Regions from separate parts of the Homo sapiens genome. Here region 2 is linked to region 1. The links are chromatin contacts, found by Hi-C or POLR2A ChIA-PET in ENCODE. All regions are on one chromosome and are shown on one strand. Each heading gives the region's core, a stretch centred on a gene start or an enhancer-like site at or near the end of the contact. The rest is flanking DNA. Distances are from core to core; before and after follow the strand shown. Region 1 holds the start of UBXN4 (UBX domain protein 4). Region 2 has its middle 210 kb from the start of CXCR4.

Evidence for each region. A loop is a pair of places that touch in the nucleus more often than their neighbours do. ChIA-PET counts read pairs that join two places held with the same protein, here RNA polymerase II (POLR2A). Pooled maps may share reads with other maps.
Region 2: a map of naive thymus-derived CD4-positive, alpha-beta T cell shows a loop between it and region 1 (5-fold over the local background). The contact joins the enhancer-like site here to the promoter of UBXN4 in region 1. A Hi-C loop is called at or near these places in 1 of 168 maps with a recorded cell type or tissue (naive thymus-derived CD4-positive, alpha-beta T cell), 1 of 37 single-sample maps with no recorded cell type and 9 of 50 pooled maps. POLR2A ChIA-PET finds 5 or more read pairs at or near these places in 2 of 52 experiments (GM12878 and activated T-cell).

What each region holds. Positions count from the first base shown.
Region 1 is chr2:135,740,486-135,745,893 of GRCh38, forward strand. It overlaps UBXN4 (UBX domain protein 4), which reads left to right and starts at 1,370. Exons shown (of 13, transcript NM_014607.4): 1 at 1,370-1,526. The coding sequence starts at 1,445. LOC107985946 (a long non-coding RNA gene) reads right to left here and starts at 2,159. Exons shown (of 1, transcript NR_163478.1): 1 at 344-2,159. RefSeq lists enhancers at 988-1,117, 1,448-1,507, 1,836-2,611 and a silencer at 1,908-1,957.
Region 2 is chr2:136,324,423-136,329,620 of GRCh38, forward strand. It overlaps the pseudogene UBBP1. Among named protein-coding and RNA genes, the nearest start is that of CXCR4, 210 kb to the left of the region's middle. RefSeq lists an enhancer at 2,896-3,025. Within about 2 kb of position 3,114, at least 9 of the 41 ENCODE cell types and tissues checked have a DNase peak (open chromatin) inside an H3K27ac peak, as active enhancers do.

The sequences.
Region 1 (5,408 bases), core at 120-2,619:
AACTATGAAGGATTCTTATTTAATTCTAAAATTAGAGATAATTAAAGACATAGCTCTATTGGAATAATTTCTAGATTGATCAAATTTCCAGAAGTCCATTAAAGTTGATGTTAAAGGTCAATTCTAATTTTTCTGTAGGATTGTTGTCCTATAGAAGCAACTGTCCCTAATCAGCATTATGTCTCAGTTTATAATAACACTATATACGAGAGGCCTGATTGGGAAAAAAAGTACAAAAATCGGAGTGCAAATAATTAGCTATTTTTAGGGAAAATATCTGTAGGAAAGGTGGTATATTCAGATGTATCACTTCCTTTATCTTGCAAAGATTGTCAGATAGATGTACTGCTGGAGGATAAATTTAATTGATGTAGAATTTAACATAATAGTATATGCAACTTTAAATAAACCATGCAAGCCTTTAGCTAATAGTTATTACAGACCATGTGATTTCATGAAAGTATTAAATATGGATCAGTTTTCATTTAATGGCAGCCAATCACAAAGCGCCACATCTTGATTATAGGACATTCTCCCAGAAAATTGGAAAATAAATCACTATCTAGTCTCTTTTGTATTACCATGGAAAGTAGCTGGAAAAGAAATAATCTATTCTCTGCTTTGTGTTACTTTAAAAAGTAGCTGTGGCAATAGCCTAACGCGTTTTGAAGTTTTGAAATGATCTCTATCCAGTGTCTAGGAAATTGCTGAAGGCCTGCGTTCTACCAATTCCTCCGCTTAGGCACATGGACTACAGGTTATTAAAGAAGGTGACTTGCGGTTTTTATCCCGTTTTTCTGCAAGGTTGGGCTACGTTCAGAAGAAATCAAAGCCTCGGAGTTAATCCCGACAAAGCCCATTTAGTTCCATGCGAGGACTATTTCCTCCACACTGAGAGTCTCAACGAGGCCGAGAATAGCATATGCCAGTTGGAGTGACACTTATTTCTCCCTCTCCCCTTTATAGAATGTGTAGTGGCCCTCACTACTGCCCCCTTTAGCTGTGCCTCAGAACCCACAGTTACATGCTCCACAATATGGAGGCGAATAAGCCTAAGTGGACTACAATTCCCATCATGCCTCACTGCAGGCGCCGCCGACGTGTCTTAGCGGTTAGTCATCCCTCTTACCGCTTTCCTCCACTTCCTGGACTGCGCGACCGGAGGCCTAGCGGGCGCGCGCCCGCACCATCGACTCGCCAACGAGAGAAGGTCCTGGGGCACGGACACCGACGGGTTGCGACTGTGACGTGAGGTGTTCTCGCGCGCGCTAGCGCGCGTCTCCGGGTGCCGCTGACGGGCGTGCGCGCTTGTGCGGAGCCGGAGGTGGGGGCCGAACCAGCCAAGGTTGCGGGGGCCGCAGAGCCGGACGAAGACGGAGGGCGGAGCCGGCTTCGGGACTGCGGAGACTACACACCGAGCGAGCGCCTGGGCCCGAAGGGAGCGATGCTGTGGTTCCAGGGCGCCATTCCGGCCGCCATCGCGACGGCCAAAAGGAGCGGCGCGGTCTTCGTGGTGTTCGTGGCAGGTGAAGGAGGCAGGGGTTCGAGAGGCGGCCGGGACACCCCTCCGGCCTACCTTCATCCTCTTGTATACCTCAGCCGCCGGCCCGCCCTCCCCGAGACGCGGGCTCCTGTCGGCTCGCACAATTGCCACTACTACCCCGCGCCCCAGGGACGGCTGCGACTCCGCCGCCAGATCCCCCAGAGGGGCCATGCAGACCCTCAGCGCCCTGCTCCTTCAGGCCCCGGGCGCCCCCAGCCTTTCCTCAGTGTCTGCGAGGCCCGGGCTGCCGGCCCGTGGCTGTTCAGCGCCTCCCCGGTTCGTTTGAGATACAGTGGGCCTGGCCCCACCGCTGCGTCTCCCGGCAGCCGGGCCGGAGGCACCGTCTGGCCCTGGTCTCCAAAGCGCCCCGAGGCCCGCCGAAATCTCCCCGCTCGGGGCGACGGACGCGGCCAGCAGGCCCCAGCCGCCCAGCCCCGCTCGTCGCCCCGAGCCTCTCCCCTGCGCAGCCAGACCCCCGCGACCCTCTCCCTGACGTCCCTCTCTGTCACCAAGGACCCTCTTTGTGCTGCTTGAACGCCCGTTTCGTTACTGCTGTTTAGATGGAGGTAGGAACGGGCCATTAGGCAAGCAGTTGGGTTGTAATTAGTTGTGGACTGTCGGGAAGAAAGCTGTGTCATCGATAAGCAACAAAGAGAAACCACCTGATGTTCACGGTTACTGGTGTTAGTACGTTCCTGAAACGTAAACTTTTGAGCTGAATAGAGGTTTAATTTTTCTTTATGGCAGTCTTGGTAGGGGATCTAGTGTGAAATAATGTAAGTTTAAAAAAAATCCATTAGTTTCAAAGAAAATAGACGTTCAGTCCTTGGTTTCTTCCCTTTGTTGTCTTCTTAGGCTAAAATCTACACGACTTTGAGAACGTTTATTAACTCATATATTCTCTGTTGCTCTAGGCTATTTTGCTCCATATTCTCCTGTTTTATTACTGAAATCTTGTAGATTTACAGTGAACTCCCTGCCTCTACGGTTCTGCTCATACTCATTACATGGACCAAATCAATGTTTGTGGCTGTTGTTAATTTGAGGTGTATTTCTTCAACTATTTGTGTTTAATAACGGTTTATTCATAATTAACTCGTCTTTTAATAGCTCTATAACTTTATGCACTGCAGTGAAGAACGAATTACTGAAATGTGAATGTCATTTAGCATTAAATTTGGAATTTATAATTGTTTTGTTACGCCAAGTTTTTAGCTCAATGCTGTTTATTAGAAGAGCTTGAATAGTTTAGATTCTGTGATGCTGTCTGGGGGTTATATTATACTTTACATAAATTAATTCTGTAATCCCGTAAGGAAAAAAATGGATTGAAAATGAAAGGAAAAGTAAATGACACTATGCTTATTGTGTACATTAGTAGGTTTTTGACATTTTAAATTGTTTTTCTCCTAATATCTCAGTTGATCCTTGCAGTAAATAGAACAGGTTTAATTATCCCCATTTTATAGATGAGGCACTTAGGTCAGCAGTCATAAAGTGACTTGCACTAGGGCCACAAAAAGGATTTACATGTCTTAACAGTCAAATTTTTTAGTAGCTTCAAAAAAACTGGCTTTTTTGTTTCTTAAGGAAAAAACTGAACAATTTGTAAATTGGTGATTTAAATTGGTATAGAAATCAGAAATTTGGATTATGGTAGTCATGTTTTTGAACAAATGTCCAAACATTCCTAGAAGGCACTCTTGAGGTAAATCAGTTAATTTAAAAAAAGAAACGAGAGATTTTTATTAACAAATATTAATATTTGGAAACTCTAGTACAAATTATTGGAATAGTTAAATAAAGTTATAGGTCTTGCCTTTCGGGGTTTTGTGTATATATATATACTTTCTTCAATTAAGTTTTTACTGATGAGCATGTATTACATGTATTTAGAATATAATGACTCTTGAATGTTTGCAGGAAGACTGTTAGCAATCTCACAAAGGAGTCTCTGTCTGTCCCTTGACCTGTTCCAAAATCCAGCTAGCTTTTTTAGAGCTTTAGCCAGTTAATCCCCAAGACTAAGTAGGATTAGTGTCACTCTAGGAGTATGTAGATACTGGACTCATGAAACCAAAACACTTACAGATTGCTTAGAGCTTTCTTCATAACTCTGAAGTCAGAACTTGTGATTTTCTTAGGTCTAAGATCTCAGTAATAATATACCAACTTAATGGAAAATTTGAAAGATGTCTTTATAGTTGGAAGACGTGATCTCAAGAGTACACTTTGGTTCATAGAACTGTTCAAGTGGGAAACGTTTTAGGCAAGTGGTCTTTAGTTAGTGACATTTTCATGGATGAATTAAAGAATATTGTAGAGTTGATGTTAGGAGACGAGAGATTACTACTACTTCAGCTAACAAATTAATATGATTTTCAAAGTATTGTGGCTGTGTAAAGTAAGTGAAACAAAACGATATTCATTTAATACTTGGGAAGGTAGAATAATCTGACGAGACTGAAGTAAAGGTATCTGTTCACTGGCTAATGTTGCTAGGTAGGTAGGCCAAACTTTGTTAATGATAGACGCCATTTTCTGCCTTTTTTGGTGAATGTAGACCACAGAAGCCTTTAGGTTTTGAGCAGTTGAGATTTATTTTACATCGGAAAGACTGGCTGTATGAGGGTCTGCAACTCTTTGCTTCTGAGTTCGTGTTGCTCTCTTTAAGTGCCTTCGCTTAGGATACTGCCGATACAAAGGATATGCTGTTTTCTCCTAAAATCTTAGGCCCACCTAACTTTATAGTTGATAATTTGATTAAAAATAAGAAATGAAAGATACCAGAGTTAGCAATCAGTCATCCCACTCAGTAGTATTAGGAAAGTTGTCATTAAGCATTGAGTAATTCCATTCAGCTTTCCACCACTGCTGTTCAAGCAGCTGCTGCCACCACTAGGCTGAGTCTAGGACAGACACTGCCAGTAGGGTTGAGACATCTGGGACCCTAATCACATGGTACAGTATAGGTGAGGGAGTGATGCACCAGCCTCACAAGAAGCAAGATTTATACTTTCAGCTACTTACGTGATATCACTGTTTAGATCCTCCCAGGATTCTCAAGCCTAAACGTGTAAGTGCTGCCTAAACCTGTGTTTCTCCCAGTGTTCTGCATCTGATTGGCACTACCATACATCTGGTTGGATAAACCATAAATATGAGAGTCATCTTTGACTCTTAACTCTTCAGTCTCTTCTTGAGCTCCGGATTGTTCACAACATTCCAAATCACATAGGCCTTTCCCTACACACGTATTCCTTCTGCGTGGTGAACTCTTCTGGCTGTTGGCATGGCTGAGCTCTCTTATCCTTTAGATTTTAGCTTAACTGTCACCTCAGAGAGGGCTTCTCTGACCATTATAAAGAGTTCTCTTGTTATTTTCTCTCATAGATTTCTTTTTAGTAGCATTTATTACTGTAATTACGTATAGTGTCTATTTGTTTAAAAATTTTGTATACCATTAGATTTTAAGCTCTGTTGAAGGCAGACAATGTCTCATTTGGTTTATATTTAGTATACAGTTCAATGCCTAGAACAAAATAAATGCAATAAAATAGTGAACATATAAAAGAATGAATGGAAAGGATTTCTCATTCTTCACAGCCTTCTCTGAGAAGGGTTCGTAGTAAGAATATTCTCATATACTTATTTTTCTTTGGTAGGTGAGTCATTTATTTGGAATCTTAATCTCTCCTCATCAGATGGTTTCTGAAGATGCATTTAGAGTGATCTCACTTGCAAATAGTAACTTCTCGTTATTTTGCATCTTCAACATCTAGGAGTCTGCTAATGGAGCATTCTTAATGGAGCATTTGGTCTGTGGATGCATTCTAGTCCCGTTTACTTTTTTTTTTTTTTTTTT
Region 2 (5,198 bases), core at 1,864-4,363, 590 kb after region 1:
GAGAATCTCTGAATTCCAGAGAATTCAGCCCCTAATGATCAGACCACTCCCACCCTGTGGAGTGTACTTTCGTTTTCAATAAATCTGCTTTTGTTGCTTCATTCTTTCTTGCTTTGTGCATTTTGTCCAATTCTTTGTTCAAGATGCCAAGAACTTGGACACCTTCAACTGGTAACAAAATGGCAAGAGGACACTCACACCTTCCTTAGTAGGATATGATCTGGAAGTGGCACATATTCTACTCGTTTCATTACAAGATTTAGTCACATGGCAACATATTAAGCTGCAGAAAGGCTATAAAATGTTGTCTGTAGCTTGGCTATGTGCCTAATTAAGATTCAGGGCTTTGTTTTAGAGATGGGGAGAATGACTATTGGTGGACCATGCTATTCTCTGCCAGTAGGCTCATTATTTTCCAAAATGACTTGTGTCGAAGTTTAGTGCCACTAAAATTGCATGGTCATGCCAGTTTAACAAGTGTTTATTAGGGATCTTTTATTGTGTAAAACCTCCAGACACCATGGGAATGTTGATATGGAATATGCAGGCAACGGTTAGCACACAAGAAACAACTATAGACAGGGACTAACTTAAATGCTGACTTTCATAGTTCATACCCCACATATTTTGGAAAGGATCAGCAAAATCTGGAGTATGCAGGAATTTCCCTGGAGGAGGTGACTCCAGGTGGAATCTGCAGGATGGTGTTTCTCACCAACTCCTGTATCTGCTCATAGGGTCAGGGGTCACTAAAGGAAGTCCTCACTTGACCCTCAATGCCATTCTAACCAACTTGTTAACCTTTTCACTGTATCTTTCCACTGTCAACATTGCAAAATGATAGGGTTTTGAAACGTACTTCCTCTTTCTTTTCACTTCATCTTTACGGACATATTAATGAGTGGAGTAAAGCACTCAGAAGAACAGCAGGAAAAGAGGATTCATGTATGTCAGAGGAGCTGAAGGCTCTCAATAGGTTCAGAGAATTCAGGTCTTCCAGCTGCTGAGGGTGTATGCTTCCACTATGCCTCATAGCAACCCCTGAACAAAGTGGGGTCTCTAAAGTTCTATTAACAGGCTCAATTACTAAACACCTTTAACCAGAAAATATTCCCTCTGGGTCCTTTTCCTTTACATTCCATGAGTTGGAGAAGGGAAGGAATTAGTGTAGTAGTTGAATGAATGGCTGAATGAAATGATACAGTTGATAGTGTAAGACTCTACAAGCAGCAAAAGTCTTGACTATAAAAGATACTTCCTTAAAACTGAGAAGAAGATATTCATTTTTGTCCCCCACTCCCCGGATTTTCATCTCTTAGCCATTCTCCGCATTCCTCCAAAATGTGTCCTGTTTGGCAGGATCTCATGCTCTACTTTCTTGTTCTACATTTTCTGGAGTCTAAGCCTACCTTCTCTTCTCTCATTCTTCATTCCTCTATCCACCCATCTATCCTGTCATCTACCCATCCAACCGTCCATTTGTGAGAAATAAAATTTAAAAGCTGTTGGAACCCAAAAAACACTTTGAGAGATGTGAGTGTGATTTGAGTCACATAGAGTTGCTATTTTTGTTTCTCAGATTATAGATTAACTATTTTTCTTATTTTTCTTGTTCTCTATCATGGCTAGAGGCAATTAAATGACCTCAAGGACAAAAACCTCCTGCCTTCTAAATTAATGACCATTGTTACAGACTAACTTCCCCTGTGTTGTGTTGCTTTGCTTAGACCAGATGACAGACAGCCCATGACTATTACACCCTCTGTAAAAGGTGACAAATGCACCCTTTACAAAAAGAAACTGCCTATAACCAATCAAGTTGCTGTAACTATGTGACAACTTTATGAAAAATGCTGTAATCCTGCTAAAAACTCCTCTGTCTCTGTCTATATAAATGAAACCTTAACTTCTGTATTTTAAACTCTGACTCCATTTCTTTGGAATTGGTGTTTCCGGGTAGGCCATCCTCAAACTGCACTTGAATAAACTCTTTGAAAGTTGGGGTTCCGGCTGGGCATGGTGGCTCAAGCCTGTAATCCCAGCATTTTGGGAGGCTCAGGCAGGTGGATCACCTGAGGTCAGCCTGACCAACATAGCGAATCTCCGTTTCTACTAAAAATACAAAAAATTAGCCAGGCGTGGTGGCAGGTGCCTATGATCCCAGCTACTCGGGAGGCTGAGGCAGGAGAATCACCTGAACCTGGGAAGCGGAGGTTGCAGTGAGCCGAGATCAAGCCATTGCACTCCATCCTGGGTGACAAGAGCGAAACTCCTTCTCAAAAACAAACAAACAAACAAACAAACAAACAAACAAAAAACAGAGAAAGTTTGGATTCCAACAGCTTTTAAATTTTGTTTTTCACAAATGGGTGGTTCTGACTCTTTAGATTATTTTATAATATTTTATTATAGGTTGACACATCCATCCATCCTCCCATCCATCTATCCATCCATCCATCCAACCAAACATTCAGGTAAACTAATGTAAACCAGAGTGTTATTGGCTTTAAAAATCATAACATTACATTGTTCCCAGTTGAGAGAATTTCTGGCATAATAACAGACTAAAGGGGTAGATATTGAGGGAGAACACAGAGTGGGTTTAACTATCTTATGTTCTCTACTTAATCAATAGCTGGTTAACTTAAATCTGTTATGCCAGGATAAAAACAAATTTGAAGATGGTTCTGCTCAGTCCACAGTCACTTCTGCCTAGTTGCTATCATTATAGAATGTGAAATAAACTGCAGCTGTGGCCACAAAGTCCCTTTTGCTGAGGCTGGGAGGGCCCAGGTTGCAGCAGATGCGGAGGCCTCTGCCAGGCACCTGCCCTGGTCTTGCTGCTGACCTCCTTGCAGGGTTTCGGTGGTGGGGCTCCTCCTGTGGTCAGGTCACTGGGATTTCGAATACGATCTGTCCTGTCATCACTTTCACTTTGATTAGCTTCATTCTGAAGAACTTTCGACAGCATTCGCAAACATGGGTCGGCATGAGAAAACCAGTTCCTCTGTATAGGACTGATTTAATCTCTTTGTATAGAGGCTGATCTTGGGAAAAAATACACTCCTGTTTACGTCAAACATACAGGACGCGTCAGCCCACAGCCACTCTCAATGCTTCCTGGGTTTTCTTGGTGGGGGCCCCTCTGCATCGCTGGGACAGTGAGTGAAGAGATTGGCCCTGATGTGTCAGTCCCTGCTGGGCTTGGTGCTGTTGTCTCTGGGTGTAATCAAACAATCTGTATCTTAGTGGGACATCCTGCTTGCTCTGTGTGACTCAGAGCTCTCAGGCAGCTGGTTGAAGCTTTGTTTATAGTAGTGCCACCCACTCACTCCACACCCCCGACTCCCTATAAACTACTCCACAGGTGGCCAGACTTTTGGTGCAAATAAAAGTTTGTCAACTGTTGCACCCTTTCTCCTGTCTTTTTTTTTTTTTAACTTATCTAAACAAAATTAAGCTGTGGGGAGTTCATTAATAAAAGGTTTCTTTTACAACATTATTGGCACTCTGCAAGGCGCTTTGGAGGAGAGTGGGAAGATCAATATTACCTAGAGTAAAATAGCAGGGCAGATATTACTCAAGGGAAATCGGTTCTTAATAAGAGAGAGAATATGGATTTCTATCCGGGCAGTCAGTTTGAATATGATGAAACAGTGTGTTAGAGTCGGCGGTCTAGTAATTATCTGAGAAGTCTTAGAGACTATAAATGTGTGTGTGTGTTATAAAAGAACAAACCAAAAAACCTCTCAGCCAAAGCTTTTCAGAAATAAAAAGCAAGTATTTCCACAGATGACCAGACACCAAAAAATTAGAACAATGTGAATCCATTAAATGACAAAAGTGCAGAGCATCACACAGAAATGGTGTGATGACTTCCTGCGTTTGCCTCTGGGAGGGAGGCAGAGAACAGGGAGAAAATGCAGGCTTCTAGATGGGACCGCTAATGAGAAGCCATTCCTCTTCTTTAAGCCTGGGTCTTTTACTTGTCTCTTGGACGCTTCGTGAACATGTGAAAACGGGCAGAAAGCGCAGTGGAATGGTACTGAGAGCACACCAATTTAATGGGGTGCAGGTTACTCTCCATCCTTGTCATGTGAGCCAATTAACCTTCCGGCTGTTGAAATGCAACTGGCAGTTAATTGGGCCATTGTTGAGAACAGTGCAGAGGCCTTAGTACCATTTGCAAATTGCTGAGATAGGAATCTCTGGATGGCTCCTGGGATGAGGGCAAACCAGTTCAGCTGCAGCTATGGTGGAACCTTGGCTCTTAGGCCCAAGGAGTTTCCAGGTGACCCCTGGAAGTCCCAGTGCATTGCAGTCTTAGCACATTGCTCGAGAAGGTGAGGGAGAAGAAGAGAGAAATGAAAGAAAATTTCCAGATGAAGAAAAGACAGGAAAGACAGAGGAAGAAAGGAGGGAGGGAGATTGAATAAAAGAAAGAGGGAGAAGGTGAAGAAGGAAAGAGAGAGAGAGAATATATATAACGCTTTTAGGTGTTACCTTTGATCAGGGCGATTGACCAAGGTCAGCTTTCTTCAACGTGTATTCAGAGGAGGGCTCATGTCCTATAAGGTATTCATTGGTGTTTTACGGGGGAAATTTTTAAAAAGTGGGGCAGGGAAATCCACTGGTCCCACCCATTTGGGAAGTGTTTGGTTCAGCAGGTTTCTCTGGTGTAGCTCCTCTCAGAGCCTTTCGTAAACTGGAGTGCATTATGGAGCTCCAAGATGGGGCCATAGTATACAATTTCTCCTTACATTATTTTATTGAGATATTGTTTATTCAAGGACAAGCAGTCTGAGAAATGGAGTTTTTGAAATAATGATCCAGGCCTTTCCTGCAACACTGAGCTGTTTCTTTCCTTTTCTTTTTTAACCATGCAACAAAACCTTTATTAGCATTTTGAACAGGTTCAGCTATTACTGAAACTTGTAATTTCTAAACTTAAGTTGGGGCAAATGGCTATACGGCAGAGTAATGCCATCACTGGGCACTGCGAATGCAAGACTGGAGAATTAACAGCCACCCCTCAGGTGCAGGACCAGGTGCAGGGTTGACTCTTTCTGGATGTTGTAGTCAGAAAGAGTGCGGCCATCTTCCAGCTGCTTGCCTGCAAAGATGAGCCTCTGCTGGTCGGGGCTGGGGGTGGGGGGGTGCCTTCTTTATCCTGGATCTTGGCCTTCACATTTTCCATG